2 separate regions of the Mus musculus genome follow, and region 1 is linked to region 2. A link is a contact called in ENCODE Hi-C or POLR2A ChIA-PET data. All regions are on one chromosome and are shown on one strand. The core of a region is the stretch at or near the end of the contact, and the rest is flanking DNA. Distances in the headings are between cores, read along the strand shown. Region 1 overlaps Jdp2 (Jun dimerization protein 2). Region 2 holds the start of Mideas (mitotic deacetylase associated SANT domain protein).

What was found. A loop is a pair of places that touch in the nucleus more often than their neighbours do. ChIA-PET counts read pairs that join two places held with the same protein, here RNA polymerase II (POLR2A).
Region 1: a map of adrenal gland shows a loop between it and region 2 (7-fold over the local background). The contact joins the enhancer-like site here to the promoter of Mideas in region 2. A Hi-C loop is called at or near these places in 1 of 37 maps with a recorded cell type or tissue (adrenal gland). POLR2A ChIA-PET finds 5 or more read pairs at or near these places in 1 of 5 experiments (embryonic stem cell).

What each region holds. Positions count from the first base shown.
Region 1 is chr12:85,615,001-85,621,863 of GRCm38, reverse strand. All of the region lies in intron 2 of Jdp2 (Jun dimerization protein 2), which reads right to left. Among named protein-coding and RNA genes, the nearest start is that of Jdp2, 19 kb to the right of the region's middle. Within about 2 kb of position 2,427, at least 2 of the 3 ENCODE cell types and tissues checked have a DNase peak (open chromatin) inside an H3K27ac peak, as active enhancers do.
Region 2 is chr12:84,213,197-84,220,201 of GRCm38, reverse strand. It overlaps Mideas (mitotic deacetylase associated SANT domain protein), which reads left to right and starts at 1,321. Exons shown (of 13, transcript NM_001163501.1): 1 at 1,321-1,427. It overlaps Gm46319, which reads right to left and starts at 3,771. Exons shown (of 3, transcript XM_030247050.1): 1 at 3,679-3,771; 2 at 1,088-2,052; 3 at 550-719. The coding sequence starts at 3,771. The coding sequence ends at 638. Gm51953 (a long non-coding RNA gene) reads right to left here. Exons shown (of 3, transcript XR_003950096.1): 2 at 5,897-5,981; 3 at 4,881-5,805.

The DNA of each region.
Region 1 (6,863 bases), core at 1,178-3,677, 1.4 Mb before region 2:
CTGGGAGAAGGCTCTGTGGGAGTGCTGATGGAGGCACCAGATGCCCTGCAGGAATTCCCCAGTGCCCAGGCACAGCTGGTGCCTGTACCTGCTGGCAACAGTAGAGAGGAACACAGGGCTGGACACTAAACCCCAGCCTGAGGTTATGGAACAGACAAACCCCTAAAATTCTATATCTCCATGCGTCATGAGGCCGCATGCTCAGAGTGGGAAGCAAGCATGCCCAGGTCCCGGGCAAGACACTGGCAGGCCAGGCAGAAGGCTACTGTCTTCTGGGAAGAAGCATATATATATATATATATATATATATATATATATATATATTTTTTTTTTTTTACAAATTAGTAGACCTTTATGAGTTGTTAGACCAGTGCCACAGACTCACCCATTAAACTAACGTATCTTCTCACTACCCCTCACCAAGAAGTAATGTCCTTGGCCTTCTACCCACAGGGGGGAAAAATCTCCTCTGGGTCAAGAGAGAACCTGTAAAACAAAAGGCTGCTAGGCGTGGGCTGATTTACAGCACACACAGGAGGGAAGGGCCATTTTCGAAAAAAGCCACTCAGAACAGCCTGTTTCCAAGGCTAAGAAAAGACAGCATTGTGTTTGGAACAAAGCCTGCGAAACCAGGCTGAGCAGGGTGACACCCATTCACTGTTAGGGAAAGAGCAAACATGGCTACCAGGGAAGAGCACAGAGGAGACCCAGCAACAGCCATCTTGGCACAGACAGGGACCAGTGCTAATACGGGAGAGGAGAGCTGGCCCTCGAGTCCTATAAAGGAAGAGTGCTTGGAGAGCGGAGATTTTTGTTGGAATGAGACTATTTCAGGCTTGGTCCACACTTATGGTTTAAGGAGGGGGGGTGGTCTGCTTCCCCATCTCTAGGCCCATCAATCTATTTTTTCCCCCAGTGGACAATTACTTCCAAAGATGAGATGATTCTCATTATCCACCAAACGCAAACGAAACCGAAAACAAATGGCACGGAAAAAACACTTTTCTTCTCAAAAGTTAATAATCTAGTTGAAACTTTGTGTGTGTGTTTGTGTGTGTACATGCGCACACGTGTGCAGGCCAGAAGTTGAGATTGAGTGTCGTCCTCAATAGCTCATTACCTTATCTATCTAATCTATCATCTATCTATCTACCTACCTACCTACCTATTTATTAATAGGCAGAGCCTCTTACAAAACCTGAAGCTTGTCTAGACTGGCTGACCACTGAGGAAGGACCCTCCAGTCTCTGCCGCCTCAGCCCTGGGATCAGAGGCCTGTGCCACTACATCTGGCTTTTAAATTGGTGCCGGAGATCGGATTCAGGTCTCCATGCTTATGCAACAAGCACTCTATTGATTGAACTATCTCCCCAGTTCCAAAAATGGATTCTCTGAACAATGGTGTGTGGTGTGAAATGTCTGGAAGCCACTGGCCTACAAACTGAGGGATAAACTCTCACGCACTGACTCCCTATACCATTCGAGGGAGGCTCAGGCACTGCATAGAATATTTATGAACAGGGAGGCTCAGAAAGCCTGAGTTGGCCAAAGTCGCCCTTTTCAAGTGCCAACCCATTAAAGCCTTTGGAAGTCATTTGTCTTTCACTGTGAAGGTGAAAAACAAGGTCCCGAGCTTAATTATTCTCCACCAAGGCAGTTCCGTTTCATCTGTATGCAGGCCGTGCAGCCAAACCACAGATTTCAGCCAATTTCTCTCAGGCGCAAGAAATAGATCACTGACAAATCACTCAGCAGAACGGCCACCTCTCCATCGAGGGAACTGAACGCTGGCTAATAAAAAATTCTGCACGTGACAAGGTCAAATGAGGTCACAGTCAGGGATGCCTGGCCTGGAGGACAGAAGGATTATACCATTAGAGTGACAGTTCAGATGGGCAAGGAAGGGCCTGGGTACTAACACAGATGAAGTATGGCAGACAACTGTCCCTGCCAGAGGGATGGAGTGACTCCTCCCTAGTCCTAGAACAGTTAAGAACTCAAGGGCAGCCACAGCAAATGCAGGCTCCTTGGACATGGGAACAGTTTATCTGATTGTCCCTCTTATAACAACCAAAGGAGCCAGCTTAATGAATTGGGTAAAGTCCTCAGGGTGTGGACGCTGCTGATGTCAGGCCAGAGATCTCAGGACATGGAAATAAGTGGTTTGGAACTGCTGAGTCAGACCAACCTCTGGTTGGACAGATCCAGGTCGCGCATGCTTTACTAAGTGCCCGAGGGCAGGCGGATCCTTGCAAGAAGCTGGAAGTAAATTAGAAGAAAAATGTGGTTTTAGATTCTTGTCAGTCATTTCTCAGATAGGAACTTGCCAGGCAGGGCTGGAAGACAAATTCACCTAACAGCATCCAAATCCTGATGGCTTATTGCCTGAAGGAGCCCTGGACCCCACCCTTTGCAAAGTCAGCTTGGAAGGAACCCAGGATGGCACTTCAAGCCTACTCCTGGCTGCCAGCACACTGGCCTGTGGACCACGCAGTGATGAGCAGCAGTACCAACCAATGGATTCCAGGACGGTTTTAGCAACAAAGGCCCTTTGTCTGTTTGACACCCCAAAAGCTAAATCTAGAAAACGGCAGAATTTCATTCAAGGGCCCCTAACTGTATCAATCCTCGTAATCAGTGGGAATGGCAAGGGATGCTTTGATTGATACAAAGTATCAAACTCAGAGTTAGCTGAGGAAGTGGTAAGGGTTGGACTCTGAACTTACACCAGCAGATCAGTGGGCTGGGAGCTAGGGAGCTAAGCAGATGGGTGGACAGATAACAAAACAAAACAACAACAACAAAAAGCGATGCCCGCCTGCCTCTCTGGGTATTCATCCGCTAAAGACAAGTCTGAGGAAGGCTTATTCTGAAATGTATGCAAAGCAGAACGCCCTGGCACCAGAAATCCTTAGGTTAGGTAACTGTATAGACAGATCTGAATACCAAAAGACAGCTTTCTTTTAAGTAGGATAAAGTCATGCTTACAAGTGAGGCTCTGGCTGGTGGCTTGGTCTTTTTGAGTCTCCATCCTCTGACAACGGATGGTCCTCTCACCTCCCTCACACTGAGGTTGGAGCAGATGAATGCTGACGTCTGCAAAAGCAGCTTACTGACCATCAAGGGCAATATTCAGGAAGCCTCCTGCCCTACACACAGAGACCCGGCTGCTTTCTACCGTGATGAGGGTTTCAACCAATAGACACCAGTTGGGAGCACCTGTCAGTCCCACTCAGACTGCATGAATCAGAACTAGGGATCCAGCTATGTAGCCAGAGTTAGCAGCAGTCACCCAGCATACCCCACTTCCTGGAATTCTGCACAAACTCCTGTCAATGCTGGCTGTTCTCAGACAGCCATTAGCAACAGAAAGGGAGGAGGGAATATTGACCTTCACCAGCCCTGGGCTTTTTTTGACTGCTGTTGGCGCCAAAGGAGGATTTATTTAATTATCCTATTATTTATTTGATTGTCTTTATCTATCTATCTACCTATCTACCTATCTACCTATCTATCTATCTATCTATCTATCTATCTATCTATCTATCTAATCTATCTAATCTATCTAATCTATCTAATCTATCTAATCTATCTACCTATTTATTATGTGCACGGATGTTTTGCCTGCATGCACCGTGTGTGTGCCTGTTGGATCCCCTGGAACAGGGACTAGGAACGACTGTGAGCCACCATGTAGATGCTGGGAATCGAACTTGGGCCCTCTGCAAAACAAGCACCACTTAGCTCTCCCCAGCCCCAGCGGAGGATTTAACAGCCATGGCTGTGGATTCCCAAACACTGCTGCATGCTGGGAGAACTGTTATATGACACCTCCGCAGAACCCTGTGAGACAGACACCGTGCTTTCCAATTTGTATTATTGAGATAAAGTTCACATATAGAACTAATGCACCAAGCGATGTGATTAGTAGCTCTCGTCAGCCTGAGTTGTGTAACTTGCATAACCATAGCCAACTTTATACATTTTTACATTTTTATACATTTTATACTCCCTTCCTGTGACGCCCCAAAGCCCCAGCCCTGCCACAGCTCCTCCCCATTCCTCCTGCCTCCCTAAGGTGACCAGGAGAACAGTTCTAGGTCTACTTGACTATTCTGAGCAGCACACATCACGGGACATTTGATTCTGTGTGACTGGCTGCTTCTCCTCAGTACACCGATGTACAGGCCCTCAGCCTTTTTGTGGTCCAACGGCATTTTGCTACATGGTACGGTTTGCTCAAGAGTGTGCATGCGTGTGAGGAGGCACAAAGTGGACGTTAGACGTCTTCTGAATCGCTCTCCACTCCTTTCATTGAGGCCGAGTCTCCCACTGAACACAGAGCTCACCGACTCTGGATAGTCTAGCTAGCTCCTTGGCTCTGATGATCTCAGGTCTGCCTCCCCAGTGCTGGGATTACAAGCAGCCTCCACCCTGCCTGGGAATTCTGCTTTACCTACCTAGTGGTTCCCCCAGCCCCACGTGGTTTCTTTTCTAATGAGTAGGACCTCCGGTCTTCTGGTAACTGTTATCAGTCTGTTAGAAAGTACTAGACTGTTCTCTAAAAAGGAGGCACCATTTATACTCCCAATAGAAGCCTCTGATGGCCATTGCTCTGCATCCTTGTAATATCTTTTAAATGACAGCCACTTCATGATGACTGGGTGTGATGTGACAGGTCACTTGTTCACAGGTTCAGTTGTCAAGCATCTTCATGGATTGATTAGCCATTTAATTTTTTCTTTGACTAATATCACATGTGTTCTTTCACATGCAAAAAAAATCTCAATTTAAACATAAATATGATATAAAAGGTAAAGGGGTCTGGACAGAGGGGAAAGGACGGAGCCACCAGAAGGGAACAGCACAAGGTGACCATAGGGATGTGAGCGAAGAAAATGATACGGATGTGGGCAGATGTCATAATGAAACCAATTGTTCCTATGTTCCAGTTCAAACGGTTTTAAAAATCGAAAATAAAAATGTTCTTGGAAGAAACATACATTGAGGTCCCTGTTCATTTCTTTAAACTGGGTTGCTTCTTTGTAATACTGAGGTGTAAGTGTGTGTGCCCACATGCTCATGTGTGTATGTGCCTGTGTGTAGGGGAGCATGTGTGTGTGTGTGTGTGTGTGTGTTTGTGTCTAAGAAACTACTAACTAGTCCAAGGACATAAAAATGTGTATCCTGCTTCTTCTAATGATATAATTATCATTTCCTTTTAGAAAAAAATCTTGTTGGTATTTAAGTGTAAAATGAGTCCAGGCTGGTGAATAAGACAGACTTATAACCGGAGACCCCAGTCACTGTGACAAATGTACTTGGGCTGTCATCTCCTCCTTAGCGCCAGCAGCACCAATCAGATCCTGGTCGCTTTTCCCTCTCTTGTTGACAATTTGTTTCTCACCACATTCTTCATTTTCACCTCTAAGGGTGTCTCATGACCTCACTAGAGCTCAGCCCCTTGAGCAGCAGCAGCAGCAGCAGCAACGTGGGCTTCGCTGCACCGTTGCCACAGAACTAGGTTCTTCACTGAGGTTGGGTGGCAGGCAGGGAAGAAGGCTGTAGAGGTCCTACCACCCACAGCAAGCCCACACCCTGGGCTCAATAAGGCGGGACACTGACGCTGCAGAGAACAGCAGCTATCCAGGGCAGCTAAACCCACTCCGGGTGCCCACAGAGCCCCATCTTAATCCATCCACACAGCTTTCCAGGGATTTCCGCTCCAACCTGAAGCCAAGTTGCTCTGTGGGAGCTGTGAGGGGAGAGAGCCTTGAGTGGCTCCATGCTGTCCAGCCTGATGAATTTTACCTGGGAAATAAGTCAGTTTCCCAGCCTAGCATCCATGTTGCCATGGATATGGGGACAGCGAAAGGGATGAAGGCCACTTTACAAGGCTGCTTTAAAACAAAACAAAACAAAAAACAGTGGCCAGTAGGCATCCAGCAGTGACCTGAACACCACAGGAAGAAAGATGAGAGGACACACAGGTGGCAAAGGGCTAGAGCACCTCTTCACCCACAGTGCCTGAAGATGACAGACTCCAGCTGCATCTTTAGGGCAGGAACAGCCAGAAACAGGAAGGTCTGCTGCTTCCCTGCGGCTCAGGTCACAAGCTCCACACATCATGAGACCAGCACCGCCAGGACAGTTGAGTCAGAGCAAACGCATTCATTCCCAGGAGAGGTCACCCCCCCAGCACAGTGCATTCTGCGGTCAAGGCCGTCTTTGTATAGTGTCTCACTTAACCTTCGTATTAGTATTTCTGAGACTGTTTCCTCAATCTACCTACCGCTCAACTTGCCCAAAGTAACACTGGAAAGGAGTGGCATTCCATTTTAAACCCAGACGCATAAACTCAAGTCAAGTGTTCTTCCCAGATCCCAGGAGTAGCCCCTGTGGTTAGGAAGCCAGGAGAGTGTCTGCTCCCTTGACTCCTGGGCACCTCCAAACATTCAGGCTGTTCAGGACTTTCAGGGACAAAGGACTTTCGAGGAAATGAGAGTCCATGAGACAAACTTAATCAATAAATGAACTTGCACAATCAACACTCGGCTGCGTGTCTTCTATTGTATGCCAGGCATCCTGGGAAATCGTTACCTACATTAATTCACTGGATCATATAAACCCTAAGAGAATGACGTAACCATGACCCTCTTAAGGCGTGAAGAAACCACACAAACCACCACCACAAACTTTTCAAAAGCATCTGACTTTTTTCCAAGAAAATTCAGATTCGTCCACATCTTCCATCATCTCTCCAAAGGACTGTGTGTCAGGACAGCAGCTATGACCAGTGTGTTTGTACTAAGGGCTGAACCCAGGACCCTGAGCAGCCTACCACTGAGGTACCCTCGATCCCC
Region 2 (7,005 bases), core at 72-2,571:
TTCACGCTGCCAGGAGAGCTTGGGTCAGGGTCTACATGCTTCTCATCTTTGGGTGAGCCTGTGGCTTCTCTTGAGGTATTAAGCAGACTTGGGGTGAGGGTATCCCCACATGTTGTTTTCCATTAATCTTACATCACCTTTGACACAAAACCTGTACTCAAGCAGAGGGCTTTCTGGGCTTCAATGAGGAGATGGGAGGTCTGGGAGATATTATCAGGCCAATGTGTTAGTAGGAGTAGTTTGGAAGTGGGAAAGGGAAAATTTTGTCCAGCTTAAGTGGACGTCTCTGAATGGCCTTTTATGGGTCCCTGTTTTCCAGAGCAAGCTTCTGCCTCACTAAACGTTTCTGTTAGGAAAACCTTGCCCTGCAGTTTTGGCTGTCTCCTCCCCCCCCCCCCCCCCCCCCCACACACACACACAGCAAAGGCTAGCCTAGTCCTCTCTCCAACCTAAGGGAATTAGGAGTCTTTCTTTGGGCACTGCTGTGTAACTGCTTTCTTACTGGTCGCCAGAGGCTCAAAAGGCAGCTCTCTGTTGATGTTAGTTTTAATACGCCGAGAAAATTTATTTTGGGCAGTGATAAACTTCAAAATTACTATTGCCTGAAGCTCCTGCGTCCAGGATCCACCTTGTAAAATCACTTCTGGCTAATGATGACACCCGAACGCACCAGGCTCCAGAGATTCTGAGACTTGAGTGCACAAGGAAGAGGTGGGGATCTGAGAAGAAAGGGAACAGAACGACTATTTCCCAGACCCGACGTGGGTGATGACATAGTTCCTGAAATACAATGCATGGTAACATCGTGTACAAGTGCCACCCGGGGAAAGCCACTGACAACTGTGCAGACCTGTAAGGGACATGAGGACGGGAGATTGGAGTTTGGCCTAGCATTATTCAGGGAAATAGTACACTGCTTTCACACATGTCCTCTCTAGTCCAAATAACAAATGAAATGAAAACCTTTATTATCTCTCCCCTCTCTCCCGACTGTATGTGTGCGCGCGCGTGCGTGGGAGGAGGAATGTAGGTGGGGGACTTTTTCCCCTAGGGTCCCTTGAACTCAGCCCCTAGGCTCCAACGCCACCTTTTAGACTCAAGGGAGAGCAGGAAGTCTCCGATCGCACTTTCCCCAAGAGCAGAGTGAGGGTAGGGACGAAGCTTCCACAGCCGCTGCAGCACCGGGAACCGAGGGTCTGGCTGGGGGCCGCGCGGAGGCGCGCGGAGCCGGGGCGCGGGCGGGGCAGGAGGCTGCAGAGCCCTGCGCGCCGCCGCGCGAGCTGCTGGGTCACAGCCGGGACCGCGCCGCCTGCTCGGCGAGGAAGTGACGACTGCGCCGTCCCGAGAGCAACAAAGTTTGAGTCTGCTGGTCGCGCTCGAATTGCGTCCCGCGCCCCCTCGGAGCTGCCCAGGGATCCAGCGTGCAGGTGAGTCGCGGGAGCCTGGTGGCCTTCCCGCCGTGGGGGGCGCCGACGTGGAGCTCGGGGCGGGAGGGGGGATCCGGAATTCGTTGGGGTTCGGCGGCGCGGGCCGGGTCGTGGGACGCTGGGAGTGGGGGTGCAGGAGAGGGACAGGGTGGCGGAGATCTCGGCCGGTGTTGCGCCCCTGAGGTGGTTGTTTTGACTCGGGACTTAGACCGGCCTGGCTGCAGCCTAGCCCTCTCAGGGAGCCACCCCTGAGCGCAGCGATGCCGGGAAGGGGCCTCCCCGGACCTGCGACCGGAGCCAGCCCTACACCCCGCGCCCCATCTCTTCGGGTTGCGTGCAGCTGCTTTTCCAGCCCTTCCCGGTGTTTCCCCGGGAAACGTTCCCTTCCTCTACGCCGCCCTCCACCAGGTTTCAGGAAGGAAGTTACAGGAACTTTCCCTCTACTTTTGTTTGCTCGGCCTTGCAGTGACGAAGAGCAGAGCAACTCAGAAGTTTGGGTCAACAGCCCTATCCATTTCCAACCAGCAAAACCCGAGTTGTCCCCCAGGCCTCCTTGAAACGAGCCCCTCCCGACTCTACACTTTTCCTCCCTCCCTCCCAAGCCCCGAACCCAACAGTAAGCTCTCTAAGGCCTAACACTTTGCAATTTAGCCATAAAAACTGTCAGCACACCCACGTACATATGTGAGTGTTTTCTATATAAAACCCAGAAAGCCGCTTCCAGTGGACTCCGTGGCATCTTGTTCTTTTCTGTGTTCTAAAACGGCTAGGGCTGCAGGAGTTTGCCTGGGAACTTTGATGATGGTTCCCCGCCGCCCGCCCTCGGTAGCCTCGTGCTTCTGGGTCTTTAAAGAACAGCTGAGAAGTTTATGACATCTTTGCATAGTTGCAGGGGTCTTGGCGTGGCCCAGCAGCTGGCGCCAGGGCTCCTTGGTTTGTGCCTGAAGCTGTAGCAGCGGCGGGGACAGGGCGATGTGTGCAGGAATGTGTGTACAGGCCGTGGACAGTTGGAGATGGGATGTCTAGAGCTTGAATAGTGCAGTCCCTAGCAGCAGCTTTCTGCCGGTCTGTAATTACTGCGTGATTGCACAGTCAGGCTTTGTTGGCGTGGATGTTTATACACACGCTATTGTGCAAGCTCTTGGTGGTGGTGAACAAAACGCAGATTTGCATTGCAAATGCTTAGGACAGATCTGGGCCTGAACTGCTGTTCTCGAATTCTTCTTACCCTTTAACTTTTGCTGGATGGTTGTTTCCTTGCCTCTCCCTTAACCTCCGACAGCTTGCTGATCTCCTGAGAGTCTGGCTACTCAGGAAAGCAGTCTCTCTTTACTATTTACTACAGAATAAATATCTTAGGCAGCCTGAGCATTGTGCCAAGAACTGTACCTTCACTTGTCCTGAGAAAATGTGGGATGACGTCAGCAGGAAAAGGAGATAGGAGATGACTGTCCAATCCTGTCTTCACGGAAGGGCTGTTTGAATGAGCAGAATTGCAGGATTGGGGCTAGCTATAAAGAGGAGTCACAGGTCATGTATGTCTGAGCTGGCCGGGCAGACTTTGAGCCTTGAAGGATCAGCTGCAGACATTTAGGTGGGTCCTAATTCCTTTATTGTGTTCTGGGCAAAGGGGAAGCATGCTTAGTGGGTAAAGGAAATGTGCCAGGCTCTGAGACTATGTGTCTGTGTGGCCGATGGGTGTGGGGTTGAGGGTGACTCACATGTTTTCTGTAGTGTGGTCCCTACACCTACTTCCCTAGTACTGTCTACAGGGACAGGGGTCTTCATATCTATCCAAATTCTGCCCTGCAGGAAGCAGGCTGTCTTAGCTACTTTTCTAGTGATGTGAAGAGACACCGTAACCAAGGCAACTTATAAATGAAAGCATTTAATTGGGGACTTGCTCACAGTTTCAGAGGGTGAGTCCAGGATCATCATGGCAGGGAGCATGGCAGCAGGCAGGCAGGCATGGCGCTGGAGCAGTAGCTGAGAGCTTAGATATGATCAATCCACAGCAGCAGGTTTGGGGGCGGGGGTGGTGTGGGGGTGGGATCAGGGGCACTGAGCCCAGTATAGGCATTTGAAAACTCAAAACCCTCTTCCAGCAACACACCTCCTCCAAACAAGGCCACATATCATAATCCTTCCAAAATAGTTCCACTAACAAGCAAGGAAGCATTTAGATGTATGAGTCTGCGGGACGGGGCGGGGGGAGGGGTAGTGCCCATTCAAGCCACCACAGGGGCCCAACCTGCACATAGGAGAAGGCTAATGGTTTCTTGAGAGCTTCAACTGTATGAAGGACCAGCGCAATCCTTTGGAGACCAAGAAGCGAGCACTGCATTTGTGCAAGACCATCCTTCTGTCATCCCAAGTGTCAGTCATACAGTCTATTCTGGGCTGAGATTCACCAGGCAATGCCTTTCCCTGTTGTGCTACTCTGTGACTGCTTGGCACCAACCCCCTACAGTGCACGCATGGTCCTCTGCTCCCAGAAGCAGATACTGGTGACCGACTGGAACATGCTGGTGTTCCTTCATGGCTTCCCAAGCCAAACAGTGGAATTTCACTTGGAAGCCAACTGCTGGGTTGCAGCCTTGTGTCATCTGTATGTCACCGGCACAGTGACCGCTTGTCAGACCATAACATTAGGGCACACAGTCCCTGGCAGGTATCTGTGTGCTTTCAGAGACTGGAGGAAAAGCATGTAAAATCAGGAGAGTTCTGGAAGCTCTGGTTCCACAGTAGCCACCGGGGAATGGATTTAGAACAAAAGCCCCACTAAGGTAGGAGTTGCCTGGAATTTCACAACTCGATTGCTCCGGGGGATATTGAGTTTTTACTGAACTTGTCTGTCAAGGTTCTTGTCACCTGACTAGAAAACCCCGCCTCCGTGAGTCCTAGTGACACCAAGATTGATGGAAGGAACAGGCTTCCTTCTGACCCCCCCCCCTCCCCCGCGCCCACCCCAGAGAAAGAGAACTCTGAGTTTATGGTCTTTTATGTCCTTGATGAGACTGGAAACACCCAAAGCTCACTTGGTGTGGCTGGCAGGATGGCAGGGAGGGGCCTCTTGCCAGGCCTGCTCCCCAGAGCTGTGGAGTCATCTGCAGGTCTGTCCCCCACATCTCCAGTTTGGCCTGACTGAGTTTCACACAGAGCTCAGGCCCTTCCTCTGGTTTACTAGGCTTTGCCTTTGTTCAAAGAACTTGCCCCTCTGTCGTCCCCCCCCCCCCCCCCCCCGCAGTCTAGGCCCAGGGGCCTCACCCACCTTTACATAAATGCTTGATGTTGCTACTGAGTTCAGAGCCCCTCCTGCAGCCTTGCCATGCACAGTTAGAATCACAGTTGGAAAACAAGCTCTGACTAAAAACCCGAGAAAGGTACTTTTATTGCTCCAGAAGGAAATGCTACAGGAGATGTTTGTGGAGTTCAGCAACTGGGGGGGGGGGGGGGGGGGGATCAAAATGCTACTGGGAGAAGCAGCTTTTGTGAAGAAGGTGGCCTCAGTGTAGAAGGCCCTTTATGCCGTCCAAGCTGAAACTTCTATTTCTAGCTTTCTGATTCCTTCTGCTGCCTCAGGCCCTGCACTCCCGAGGATGCAGTGTTTTGACATAACCACTTACCTCCAAAAGAGGGAGGTGGAACAGCCCTGGCTGAAGAGGACATTCCAGACTCTGAAGAAAGTGCTGCAATCTTCCAGATGCTGCGGCTGACCGTGCGGAACCACATGCGTGCTTGGTTCCTTGTATAAAGCAGCCCTCGCTTGAGGTCTCCATGAAGCGCTTCTTTGTGAGACTCTTAAACGTTCTTTTTCTGGTCCACATGACACGGGGCCAGAGTGTTAGGACTTTGTGTCTTAAGTACCACTTGAAATCCACACGAGGCTTTGAATAAGCCTTGGATAAAGGGCTGCTCTGTAATCTTACCATTAATGCCAGTAGGCAAGGGTCAGCCTTCTGCCCAGCAGCCTTCAACGGCTCCCCACTGTCTCCATGGTAAGGATCAAACTTCTAAGCTGGCAGTCGGTCAGGGCCTTCCTCATAGAAGTCTGGCCTCTGCTGTTCTCCTGCCTCACATCACAGCCCTGACCCAATGACCCGCTGTGGGTGTTTGTCCAACCACTGGTGGCAAGCATTCTGGCCCCTCATGCTTTCCTGGATGCCGGGAATATCTCCCTCTTCCTCTCTTCTACTTGGCTCAGCCCTGCTGTCTTCCTGTTTCTTTCCTTAAGCATTTCCCTGCCCCAACCTGCGGGCTCTGCCTGGGACTCTGGTAACATTCACTGGGGCCTTCTGCTGAAGAGAACCTTAGTCCTGGTGGAAGGATTTTCAGCTTCTCTGTTGAGCATGACTGCACTTCAGATTCTTAAATGGAGCTGTAGAGAGATGACAGTGATCAGTTTAAAACTCAGCTGGATGCCCTTGTTTTGTATATATTTCTATCCCTAGACCTGTTCCTCCACTTACAGCACATTTTGGTAAACGATGAATGGTGGTAGTGGTGGCGATGATGATGATGACGACGATGATAATGGTGGTGGTGGTGCTGGTGCTGGTGGTGGTGGTGGTGATGATGGTGGTGATGATATAAAGATATAAAAGGTTAGAGTTAAATTTGTCTGCTTCTGCATAAGTAGGCACATAACCCATAACCATAAAACCCATGATTCGTGGTGTAACTTGCAAACATGTTTCCTCCAGGCCTGCCTCTCTTACCTGTTAGCCGTCGCTGGACCCTTCTGACTCTTCACCTCATTCATTTTCCCCATGTCTAGCACCGCTTTCTCTCTGGGTGTCAGACAGTATCTGTCCAGCATCAGGCTCGCTCCTCCTTGACCTGATTGGGTGTGCCGTCCTGCCCGCGATACCCTGCTATGCCTTGGGGCCTGTCTTAAGGTCCAAGGGCTTATTCTCTAGGTTGCCCTGGCCTCCTGAGGGAACCTGAGGCAAGACTCTAGAGATGGTCTGCTTCCCAGGTGGCTGCAGGCTTGCTTTGTGCAATCAGGGGCTGACCTCTAAAACTAGGCTAAAGTCGAAAACCCGAGTCTTGAGAGGGATCCTGGCTAAGCTCTGGCAGGAGGCTTCAGGAGTTCTCAGGCTCAGACTCCTGCAACTTTACCTTGTAAATTAGATTCTTTCTTTTAAAAAAATATTATGTGTGTGATGTGTGTGAGTGGGTGTGGGCATGCATATGTGTGATGTGGTGCATGTGTGGGGGTCAGAGGACAACTTTGTGAGGACAGTGCCCTTCCCCCACCTTGACGGAACCTAAGGATTGAACTCCGGTCTCCACCTCACCAGCCCGTGGTTTTTCTTTTCTTTTTTATACCCAAGATGTAATTCACATATTATAAAACATACCCTATAGGTGTGCTCTTTAAATTTAGTAGGTGCCCCTCCCCCAGTTTTCTATTTAGGAAGCTAATATATATGCATAGTTCGAGATTCAAATGATATGTTGCATGGGTATAACATAAGTCAAAATAATCTCAACAGAGACAAAAGAGATTGCTGTACATACATATACACATATATTCAAAGAGAATTAGAAAAATACATATTATTAATTATGAGAG